Linked DNA regions of Mus musculus: region 2 is linked to region 1. Evidence: chromatin loops called from intact Hi-C (ENCODE). Cell type or tissue: heart. All regions are shown on one strand. Each heading gives the region's core, and the rest is flanking DNA. Links, peaks and the distances in the headings are about the cores only.

The links. A loop is a pair of places that touch in the nucleus more often than their neighbours do. Peaks named below come from ENCODE experiments on the same cell type or tissue, not always from the same donor. Only the 100,000 strongest peaks of a DNase experiment are listed, where the experiment ranks them.
Region 2: it touches region 1 in a loop (4-fold over the local background); 4 of 42 quality-filtered maps call a loop at or near these places.

Annotation. Positions count from the first base shown.
Region 1 is chr6:87,667,877-87,673,259 of GRCm38, forward strand. Aplf (aprataxin and PNKP like factor) reads right to left here and starts at 4,285. Exons shown (of 10, transcript NM_001372332.1): 1 at 3,984-4,285; 2 at 540-611. The coding sequence starts at 4,079. It also overlaps E230015B07Rik. In heart, for the core only: a CTCF peak has its summit at 2,482 (motif pointing left); a DNase peak (open chromatin) is centred at 4,405; H3K4me3 peaks cover 2,079 bases; H3K27ac peaks cover 1,319 bases.
Region 2 is chr6:87,575,202-87,580,584 of GRCm38, forward strand. Prokr1 (prokineticin receptor 1) reads right to left here. Exons shown (of 3, transcript NM_021381.4): 3 at 3,391-5,383. Among named protein-coding and RNA genes, the nearest start is that of Gm34222, 4.0 kb to the right of the region's middle. In heart, for the core only: a CTCF peak has its summit at 3,250; no DNase peak of the experiment used is centred there; H3K27ac peaks cover 550 bases; H3K27me3 peaks cover 60 bases.

The DNA.
Region 1 (5,383 bases), core at 127-5,126:
CCATTCACTATCCCATCTGATGCATGAAACCAAGCACTGCCTAGTTAGACACTCCCTTGTTTGGGGGAGGGGCACACTGCACACACCCTCCCCTACACTCTTCCCTATTCTCTTGAGACAGGGACTCTCACTGAACCTAAGCTCACCATTGTTAGCTCGGCGGGCTGGCCAGCAAGCTGCAGATACACGGAGTGTCTCAGCTCCCCTCACCACTGTGGTTACAGACACACATGCCTTCTCACATGTGTGCCACGGATCAGAGCTCGCTTACGCAGGACGTATACTTACCCACATTACAGGTATCCTTATGGAAATTGTGAACAAAATTACAATTTACACAGAGGCAATCATCTTCCATAAATCTAACCATTCAGATTCAGCTCTGTCCTATGAGAAATAAGTTACTATTTAGGCGCTTAGCTTGCGGGTATCAGGAGAATGGGTTCTGACATAAATTCCCTATCTCCAAGCCTTAGGTTTCTCCAGTCAGTTGCTAGAAGGACAAGAGGCAAAGGGATAAAATAAGTCTATATACTCACTGGCTTGATTCGAAGCTGACTATCAACCACTTCAAGAATGGCATGTCTTCTGGATACTCTTTTGTCTGTTATCTACAAAGGAAAAAAATGTCAAGTATAGCCACCTCCTGAAAAATAAGCAAACCCTTAGCCACGCATATGAAATTAGTAGGCTAGACATTAAATGTATTATTAACTCAAAAACTGCATATCAAATAACTGCCCTCATTTAACAGATAACGAAATGATGAAGAAAGGAGACCTACCAAAGTCATGAAAGAGTAAATGAATACTATAAAAGCCTGCAGTCTATCCAGCCCCAAACCCTCCAGTTCCCATACATGAAACACACCTACACACCTACACAAGAGTCCTACTAATCAATCTACCAAACAAGAAAAGTATATCCAATATGTACTGGAAACAATATGTAATAGGAAACATTTCAAATATAAAAATTCAGCTTGTCTTAAATTAAGTGGTAACTCTGAAGGGTGTGACCATACCACACAGCGAGACGCAGATAAGCAAACTGCTTATGAGGACCACATGAGGCAGTTAAAAAAAATAAACGGGGGGGAGGGGAATAGCCCAAACCAAACTCTGACATTGAAGAAGAGATCAGCATCTATGTCTTCAATATAATCACTTCCTGTTTTGAGTTAATAATGGTCAACTTACACTCACAATCATTTACCCACATCAACACTCCAAACTGCTTATATTTTAAATGCTGAACACTACTGCCCTTCCTACCTCATAGTAAACATAATAGTTGAGATTAACTTGTTTAGCCCGGTCTGACACATAAGAGAAACCTCTAAAGCAACAACTCTACCTGCCTTACGATTGGCTCATTTACCATCGAGTACTCGAAACTAAGCATGACATACAGCAGAACCAACGTTCTCTCTCAAAACATACTATAGAAATGTCTAAAGTCAAGCCCAGTAAGGCTGCAAGAACATGGAGACTGCCACAAACAGGTACTTATTTTTCAAAATCCACACTTAATAATCTGAAACACACAGCTTCACCACAGTGTGAGGACCACAAAAAGTCATTCTTCACAAAAAAGAGTTAATTTGAAAAGTTAATTTCTAGAAAAAAAGTCTTCAAAACTTCATTTAAAATATAGCTACTTCAAAGAAGTAAATATCCTAACTTTTTAAAAAAAAAAAAAAAAAAGGGCTGGTGAGATGGCTCAATGGGTAAGAGCACCCGACTGCTCTTCCGAAGGTCCAGAGTTCAAATCCCAGCAACCACATGGTGGCTCACAACCATCTGTAACAAGATCTGACGCCCTCTTCTGGAGTGTCTGAAGACAGCTACAGTTGTACTTACATATAATAAATAAATAAAACTTTAAAAAAAAAAAAAAAAACAGCTGAGAGACTCCTTCATGTTCTGTGATGTGTGCCTGACTGGGCCACAGTCAGCAGCAGTTACTAAGAACTGCCTTTATCATGTGCATCACCACATGCTGAGCTACATACTGAGACTCGCCAAATGCTACTGTGGCTACTGTTCATTCTACATATATGGGTCCTGAAAGCCCAGCGGATGTAGGTAACTTGGGTGGTCCCTCTCAGAATACCCAGTGTTCAAGATCCTTGCTCTAACTAATAAGCACAGGTGGTTTATGTGAGAAAACAGTCACATGACTAGACCCATGTAATTCAGAAGCAATCAAAGACATGCAAATCATGGCAGCTCAGAGTAAGCCGGTCCTATTCACATTTTGAGCATCAAGGCCTCATTGGTACCTCACTAACCATCAGAGGAATGCCAGGATAAAGTCATGAGATAGCAAGATGGTTCCTCTAATGGTCCTTCTTAGGCTTCTTTCCTTTTATACACTAACTATAAGCAATAATAGATCTTTTATATCTATCTTTTAAGTGTGCCTAACACTAGGAGGAAAGGGGTATTATGAATAATACAAAAGCATAGTGCGACCTCTGGTGGACACATCGTTTATTTCATTACTAACATCGGGTCTTGACTACCACCACCCTACACTCCCCCCAAAAAACGTGGTTTTGTTAGGAACATACATGCTTGTAACCCCAGCTCTTGGAAGTGAGGCAGGAAAACTGCAAGTTCAAGGGGTGCTCAGGCTATGTTGTGAGACCCTCTCTTTAAAGGCAACTATATTTAAGATAACCTAAATTCTAACATATCAACACACCCTCCAAGAATCAACAGCTAGAGCAAAACATATCAAAATCTAAAGCACAACCCGGAAACGGAAACTACAAAACTACCATGCTCATAAAAACATAAACACCAATCCAACAATCTATGTTGGAGCACAAAACTCTTATGATAATGGGGAAAAACAAAGAGAAAAGAAACCAAGAAACAGGGCAGTAAGAACACAGAAAATACCACTCAGGTGGAAAATAATGGCAGAGATTTTTAAAAACAATTTTTTGTGAATTTTTAAAATTTTATTTTTTACTATATATGTATACCTGTATGTTAGGATATGCATGTGTGTACATTGCCCAGAGAGGCAGAATTACAAGCATTTGTGAATTGCCTGACATAAGTGCTGGGAAGCCAGTCCTCTGTAATAAATTCCAGGCTCTTAATGGCTAGCCCATCTCTCCCTTGTGATATTTCAACTCGACCGCCAGGTTCTCTAGAGTGGCCTTTGTAAATGATAGGTCTTGTGGCAATGCTAAATGGTTTAATACCACCAAATATAATTTCATAGTGCAAACTGCAAACGGTTTGGTTCCTACTCCTCCCAAAGAGGGTAAAGAATATATAGCATAGTGGCCATTTGTACATGTATCACCTTTAAATGACCAGTTTATACTCCAACTTTCTCATTTGAACAAGGCTAATAAAAAGCACCTAACTCAAAAAGTTTTGGAAGTAGTAAATTAAAGTCATCTCTTTAGAACAATGACTGGTTCACTACCCAGACAACTTAAAGACAGCTACTGATACTACCAAAAGGGATACTGCTATTATTGGTAAGGCCCACCAGCCCAGCAGAGAAGGCAAGGAGATAAAAGAAGTTAGCTTAAGGGAGGTGATTAACCTTCCCTGTTATGGCTCATACAGTACCGTAAATATTGTAAGCTTTGTAGGTCAACATGCAACACATTAACCTTTAGAGTACTATACGTCTTTAAATACTAGCAGCGGTTTTGTTTAGTTGGTCTGTTTACATTTTACATCTTACAACCCGAACTTAGCTCAACTTGGATTTGGCCCTCGTTTGCCAGCTGGATAGGCTAATGATGTTAACTCGGTCCATACTCGAACCATACAGGCACCAAAAAGAAATGTCTGGGACTTGACTAACGTTGTTTGAAAACCTACTGCCCCAAACCTATAAAATCTTGACAAGCAGAGCCAAGACGCGGAGTTCCCAAGCTCAGGAGACAAGAGACAGCCTCGGCTGAGCAAGCTCTGGCTGCCCACGCCCACACTACCTCCCACACTTACTCCCAGCAGCGGCCCGCGGCCTATCACAGTCTGCCCCGGCCCCACGGGCACGCGGGGACCGCCGTCCAGAGGCTGCAGAAAGAAGTCCGAAGGCATGGCGGTAAGAGAAGGTTCCTTCGCCAGGAGATACCTCGTAGCCACCTCCCTCAGGCACGCTGGGCATGGCCCGAAGGGGTGTGAAACCCGAGGCTCCTTTCCTGGTGAGTGTGCTTCTTCCCTTTCCGGAATCCCCACTCCTTGAGAGCCTGTGATTCGTGCAGGGAATACCTGTCAACAGACCGCCAAACTACAGCTTAAAAACTGGAACGCACACCCACAATCTTCCAGCACTTCCTCTCACAGGACTCATGGAACGCTGGGTCTTGTAGTTCCTGACACCTCCCTTCGGCTCCTTTCCGGAGTACAGACTGCATGGAAAAACTACCAATCCCAGAAGGCAATACGCGCATCTCTGCGCCTAGGTTGATTCGTGCTTGGGCAGGGGTGGGGCTAGAGTAGTGCTGACGTCAAGGCCTTAGGAGAGGGTTGGCCTGAGTTTTTAAATGAACCACAGTGCTGGCCCGTGGCCCTGTGACTTCAACAGGGGGATGTTCTTTTCCCAATGGAGTATGATGTGTGTATCTGCTTCTTCCCCTTCTCTTCCATAAGGAGACAGCTTCGGCTAGAATAAGGCCTCCGTGGCAGGACTGTCTTCCCTACTCCAAGAAGTATGTCTGGACTTAGATTTTTAGGGTTCAGCCTCAAGAGGGTCATTAACTTTCCTGTGCAGGCGCCCCATACTCATTTGGGGATGGATCTGCAGCCAGTGGAGCTTCTATTTTCAAAGGCCTGGCTCAGACACTTGGCCCACGGGGCCGGAGAATCTTCCTTCTCTATAAAAGAGGCATATTCTCTGGCTGGGATCTGTAGCAGGCCTGTCTTTCTCTTTGGTGGAGGCCTGGACTGGGGGAAGCAAACCTAGGGTCCGAGGGTGGGGGGCAAACCTACAGGGACGGGATGGAGGGGAAAGGTGGTCTTTTCTATGGAGAAGCCAGTTGCTAAGCTCAGGGCTCCCAGCTAGAGGGAACTTTCTCTTTGGAGGAAGCCTGGCCCAGAGTTTGGCACTGCTCTCTTAAGATCTTTTCCTTTCTTGTGGCTGAGGACAGCCTCAGCTAGGCCTGTGTCTGGAGGGCTTTCTCTTCCATATTAAAGCCTGTACTACAGGACTCTGCAGAAGGTCATGGAGTTGGAGTCTTATCCCCTAATGCCTCCAGGAGGCACAAGGTCTTCTCTTCCCCAAGAGGCCACCTTGTCACAAGCCTAGGGGAAATGGAGTTATTCTAAAGAGTCACTGTGACCCTCATTTTGGCTCTCAGAACAGTGGGCCTTAAGAGACTGGAATTTTCCTTAGTAATCTCATG
Region 2 (5,383 bases), core at 215-5,214, 93 kb before region 1:
TTCAAGTTCCATGAATGTCAAACTGTGGCTCATGGCCACTATATACCACAAGATCACATAGAATGAGCCCAACACATTCATAGTTGATGGTTTCCTATGACAGTGTCAAAAAGCTAAACACCCTGCAAGAGCTGCTCCATCCACCTCTTTTATTATTTTGCTTTCAAATCAGTTTCTCTTGCTTTCTGTCTTGACCACTAACTACCCCATGTGGTGGTTTGAGTAAGAATGGCCCAATAGGCTCTTATACTTGAATGCTTGGTCATCAGGGAATGGCACTGCTTGAGAAAGAATAAAGAGGTGTGGCCTTGTTGGAGTAGGTGTGGCTTTGTTGAGGAAGTGTGTCATGGAAGGCAGGCTTTGAGATTTCAAGGACCCAACCTAGGCCTTGGGGCTCTTTCTCTTCCTGCTGCTTTTGGAACTAGGTATAAAACTCTCAGCTACTTCTCCAGCACTATGCCTGCCTGGATGCTGACATGCTTCCTGCCATGATGGTAATGGACTAAACCCCTGAAATTGTAAGCCAGCCCCAATTAAAAAAAAAAAAAAGTAAGAATTTCCATGGTGTCTCTTCACAGCAGTGGAACACTAAGACATCTTCCAAGATTATAAGTTTTTTTATTTTGTTTTGTTTTTATAGCACATGAGCACTTACATTTTCTATTAGGGAGATACAACAAAGAAGATATATCATCAAATGTAGTGAAATAAAAAATGATAAGATGGACAGAAGCAGATGCAGATATGAGAGATGCAAACGTCAACTGTTTCAAACTATATTCATCAATGAACTTGTTGCCTGACAAAAGCAAATTAAGAATAAATGCTTTATTCTGCCTTACAGTTTGGGAGAGGAAAACCCATCATGGTCAAGAAGGGAGGGCAGCTAGAGGTGGATGGCAGTGGGTATGAGAGTCCCTGTGGGCAGAGAAACAGAGAGAGGTGGGCGCTGGAGCTGAGCCAGCTTTCTGGTTCCCCCCCCCCTTTTTTATTTAGTCTAGACCCCCAAGCCATTAAACAGTGCGCCCCCATTTCAGACAGGCCTTCCCTCCTTAACTAATCCCCTCTGGAGATCACTTTTGGACAAACCAGAGTGTTTCTTCTCAGCGTTTATTAATACAATTGATTCATAGTTAAAACTGACCATCACACAAACTCCAGAAAGAACAGTGTCTCCCCCACGTATTCAGAAGTGGTTCACACTCCAGCCTTTGAAAGTGCCATGAGAGAAAAGGGGAGACCTTGATGGCCTTAGCTAGATTTATGGGCTTTTCAGGTTTTGATCTTTTTTTCTCCCAGGAACAGTTTCAACATGCAGGAGACACCTTTGGTCAGCTGGAGCAAAAACAAACAAAACAAAACAAGACAATTCTGCTGCTGTGACACAGTGCTCTCTCTTGCTTTTTTGTGCCTCCCTCCTCAAGTTCAAATGCTGCTTCATTCACCTCCAGGGGAAGGACAGGAGCTGGCTCTGCAGAGCATCTAAACTCCAGCATGCAGGGTCTGCTCAGCATTGTGGACTTTCAGGCAAGCATTGAGTCATATTCGGTCTGCATCTTAGGGAAGGGAAGCCAACTTTCTTTTGGTTGCATTCCTAGGGGCCTCGGGCTAGGTAAATAGAGCTATCAGCAACAGCTCTAAACCATTCTCTCCCAGCTTGGGGCCTCTGCGGCTGGCTGTGAGGTCCAGGGGGTAGAATGAGCTAAAACTTGGCCTGCAAAGGAGCCAGGAATGTCTCTGCTAAACTCCTTAGGGGTCTCCAGAGAAGGCCAGGTAGATTGAATAGACATCTCAAGGATTCTTGGACAGAATTCCTCCCACCCACCCCCAGATGTTATGTACTCTGCACCAAGGAATTCTGTGATAGAAGAGTGCTGGGCTCAGTTTCAGAAGCCCTGAGGTCTAACTGGCTCTCACAGTGTCCAACTGTGTAACATTAAACTCCATCATGTCCATCCTCCTCACCCCACACTACCCCCATACCACCCCTACTGCACTCCCACCCTCCTCCACCTCACTCCTACCCTCCTACACCCCCACCTCTCTCACCCTCCCCCACCTCGCCCCCACTTGCTGTTCTTGTAACTATAGAATCTGAGTTTTGAACATCATATCCTCACACTCTAGGAAGGAAAACTGGACTGTTCTCTGAGACCAGGTTACAAAAGATTGTGTTTTTCTTTTTCTTTTTTAGTTGTAATTTTGTTCTGTTTATTTTTTTTCTCAAGACAGGGTTTTCTGTGTAATAACCCTGGCTATCCTGGAACTTGCTCTACAGACCAGGCTGGCCTCAAACTCCCAGCGATCTATCTGCCTGCCTCTGCTTCCCAAGTGCTGGGATTAAAGTGCCACCACTGTCCAACAAACTCATGTTTTCAAGAACAGGAGTCAGATTTACAATAATCTGCTCATCCGACAAGTGCTCCTGCGTCTTCGTCCACTACAGACCTGGATCCTGCTTCATGCTCCAGAGCATGTCATGGTGACCACCGCACCACCTGTCTTAAAGTCTTTGATTTAAGAATTTATGTTTTATTTCCTCTCTTAGTTATGGAAATGGTATGATTTTGCAAAATCACATTTTGTCCTTCTGCATGGGATATATGCATATCTCTGACCACTGAAAATTTAGAGAATACAAAAGAAGTATGTGTCATAAGATTCATCTTGTCAAAATAATAATAATAATAATAATAATAATAATAATAATAATAATAATAATAAAAGCCGGCGTGGTGGCACATGCCTTTAATCCTAGCACTTGGGAGGCAGATTTCTGAGTTCGAGGCCAGCCTGGTAACAAAGTGAGTTCCAGGACAGCCAGGGCTACACAGAGAAACCCTGTCTGAAAAAACAAAAACAAAAACAAAAAACAAAAGCAAAAAGACTCATCTTGTTGGGCTTAGCACGAGTTGTGTTTTTGTGTGTGGGGTTTGTTTGTTTGTTTGAGTGATTGATTGACTGATTGATTGATTGATTGATTTTGTTTTTGAGAAGTCCATTGTCTGAGCTGCTAGCCCAGGGAACCTGTATTCATCACCGAATCTTCAGTCTCTCCCTCATCCTGTCTGCATGGGTGGACACCGGGCCTGTTCACAGGTTTACTCCTAGAATTGGTGTAAATGGCTCCACAGACATCACGTCTTTGGACTCAAATGCTCAAAAGTCGTCTTGGCTCCATCAGCCCAGACTCCAGGGAAGAAGGCACATAAATCAGCCACCGCTCTTGATGGAGAAGGGAAGTTCCCGGCAAGAGCAGACGGGGGCAGTGCCGTCCTCACAATTCCTAGGATCGTGGAATCCAGTGGATGTTATCTCAAAGACCATCCCACTAGAGCTTGGGAAAGGATGGGGGCCAGGGAGAAATGACAGGCACAGTACAGCTAGTGATCGTATGTGTACATCTACTAGTATTCCATTTGATAACAAGCATTCACTGTGAAATCACAAGGAGACACCAATATCTGGAAGAATTACAGACAGTTTAGGAAAGTGAAACTTTGACACATTTTAGCAGAAAAATCAGAAGAAAATTTGTCATGAGTTTAAAAAATCAACAACTATTTAGCAACTACAAACTCTTATCTAGCTTTAGTAAGAGGAACAGTGTCATGATCCCAATAAATCCTGTCATCTAAGCATTTTTACACCCCAAACTAACTTAGCCATTTTTAATGCAATATGGGGTTTTACTATTAAAAAAAAAAAAGAGTCTGTTGGTCTGGTTAATTTGGTATGTGATTTTCTTTTCTTCCTTTTTTATTTTTATTTTTTTTGCAATTTTTTGTAATAAAGTTTAAAATAAAAAAATAGGGGTTTTGTTTCTCTGTGTTTGATTTAGGTTTGAACATTAATGAATTTTTATTCTCTGAGAGAATTCTGACTTAAAGTAAGGTGAACCTGTTGCATGCTGAATAAGAATACATAAATGGTCCTTTGAAATGTGTTTTCTGGGAAATAGACAACTAAAAAAATTGTTGTGGTCAAAAACAGAGTTGCCTGTATTCAGAAAGAAAATACACACAGGTTAATTTAATTAATGTCTTGTCCTATAAAGAAATCTGAGGGGAGGGACCCGGCCCCTCTGCTGCTCTGCACACTCAGAATAAAAGCAGCTGGGAGACATTGTTCATGCTGGCTGGGACATGTGCGGAATGATGGCCAGTGAGGATGCTCTGATTCTGGGTGCATGTGTGGGAACAGCTTCTACCTGACAACAAGGATGCTCTGATCCTGAGACTGCAGAGCCTGGTGCTCACGTCCTGACTGGAGACTGGGTACCACTTCCTTTATGTACCTGCCGTGAAAATTCTCAGTCTTATTGATACCAATGTGCTATGATGACACAATGCAGTATTGAGAAGCATGAGAAAATAATTCACATGGAGAACATTGAGAGAAGTTGGTTAGATTGACAGAGTCATAAACAGAATATATGTACAAGTTTGTCTTTGTCCAGTCACTCCATAGTTGCTAGTTCACTGTTGTTGCTGTTGCTGCTGGTGGTGGTGGAGATGGTGGTGGTGGTGGTGGTGATGGTGCTGGAGATGGTGGTGGTGGTGATGGTGGTGGAAATGGTGGTAATACTTTACTATCCAGATAGTTAACAGCTTATCTTCCACAGATTATTTGATTGACCTCCCAACAATTCTAACAAGGTTTCTTAAGTATTACCTTTATCTTTAGAAAGTCTTATCTCAGGTCTGTGTAGATGACTTAGTCAAAGCTAGGCCTCAGGTTTTCTCAGGCCAGAATTCTAAATGCCAAGCTAAGAAGGTGAGTTATCACATGGGATGAGACTTTCATAAGTCTGTGGGGTCCCTAGAGCTCACTGTTGGTCATCTTCGGTTTCCTGAGTGTCCAGGCAGCACCCCTGATGTGCAAGTCTTCATGTGCGCTGAAGAGCAGAAATGTGGTGATTTCTCCAAGGTCACCTTCATTTGGAAAGAGCAGCAAGTCTTCATTCCCAGGACCATGACCAGGTCAAGAGTCAGGTACCACTGGTTAAGAAATCTTTCTCCCAGTCTTACCAGTTAGGGAATCCCATCAAATAGGCTGCCTGAGATGAAAACACCGGTGTTTGGGAGCTAGTGGGAACGGGACAGCAAGGTGCTACGTTTACCTTCATGAGTCTATGCTCCATAAACTCAGAGGCATGAAGTCTCAAGAAGCACGAGTGGTCCAGGGCACAGATGCTGAGAGATGAAGCAACAGCATCCTTTAACCTGCACGCATGCCTTCAGGGGTCCCACCTGACCCTCCCCTTCTTCACCTCCTTTTCCCCTGCAGTGAGTAGACCATGAGTGGGGGAATCATGCTCACCTGAACTCAAACTTATGACTCAGAACCCCAAATTCCCTATGCAAATGGCACCCAGAGTCCA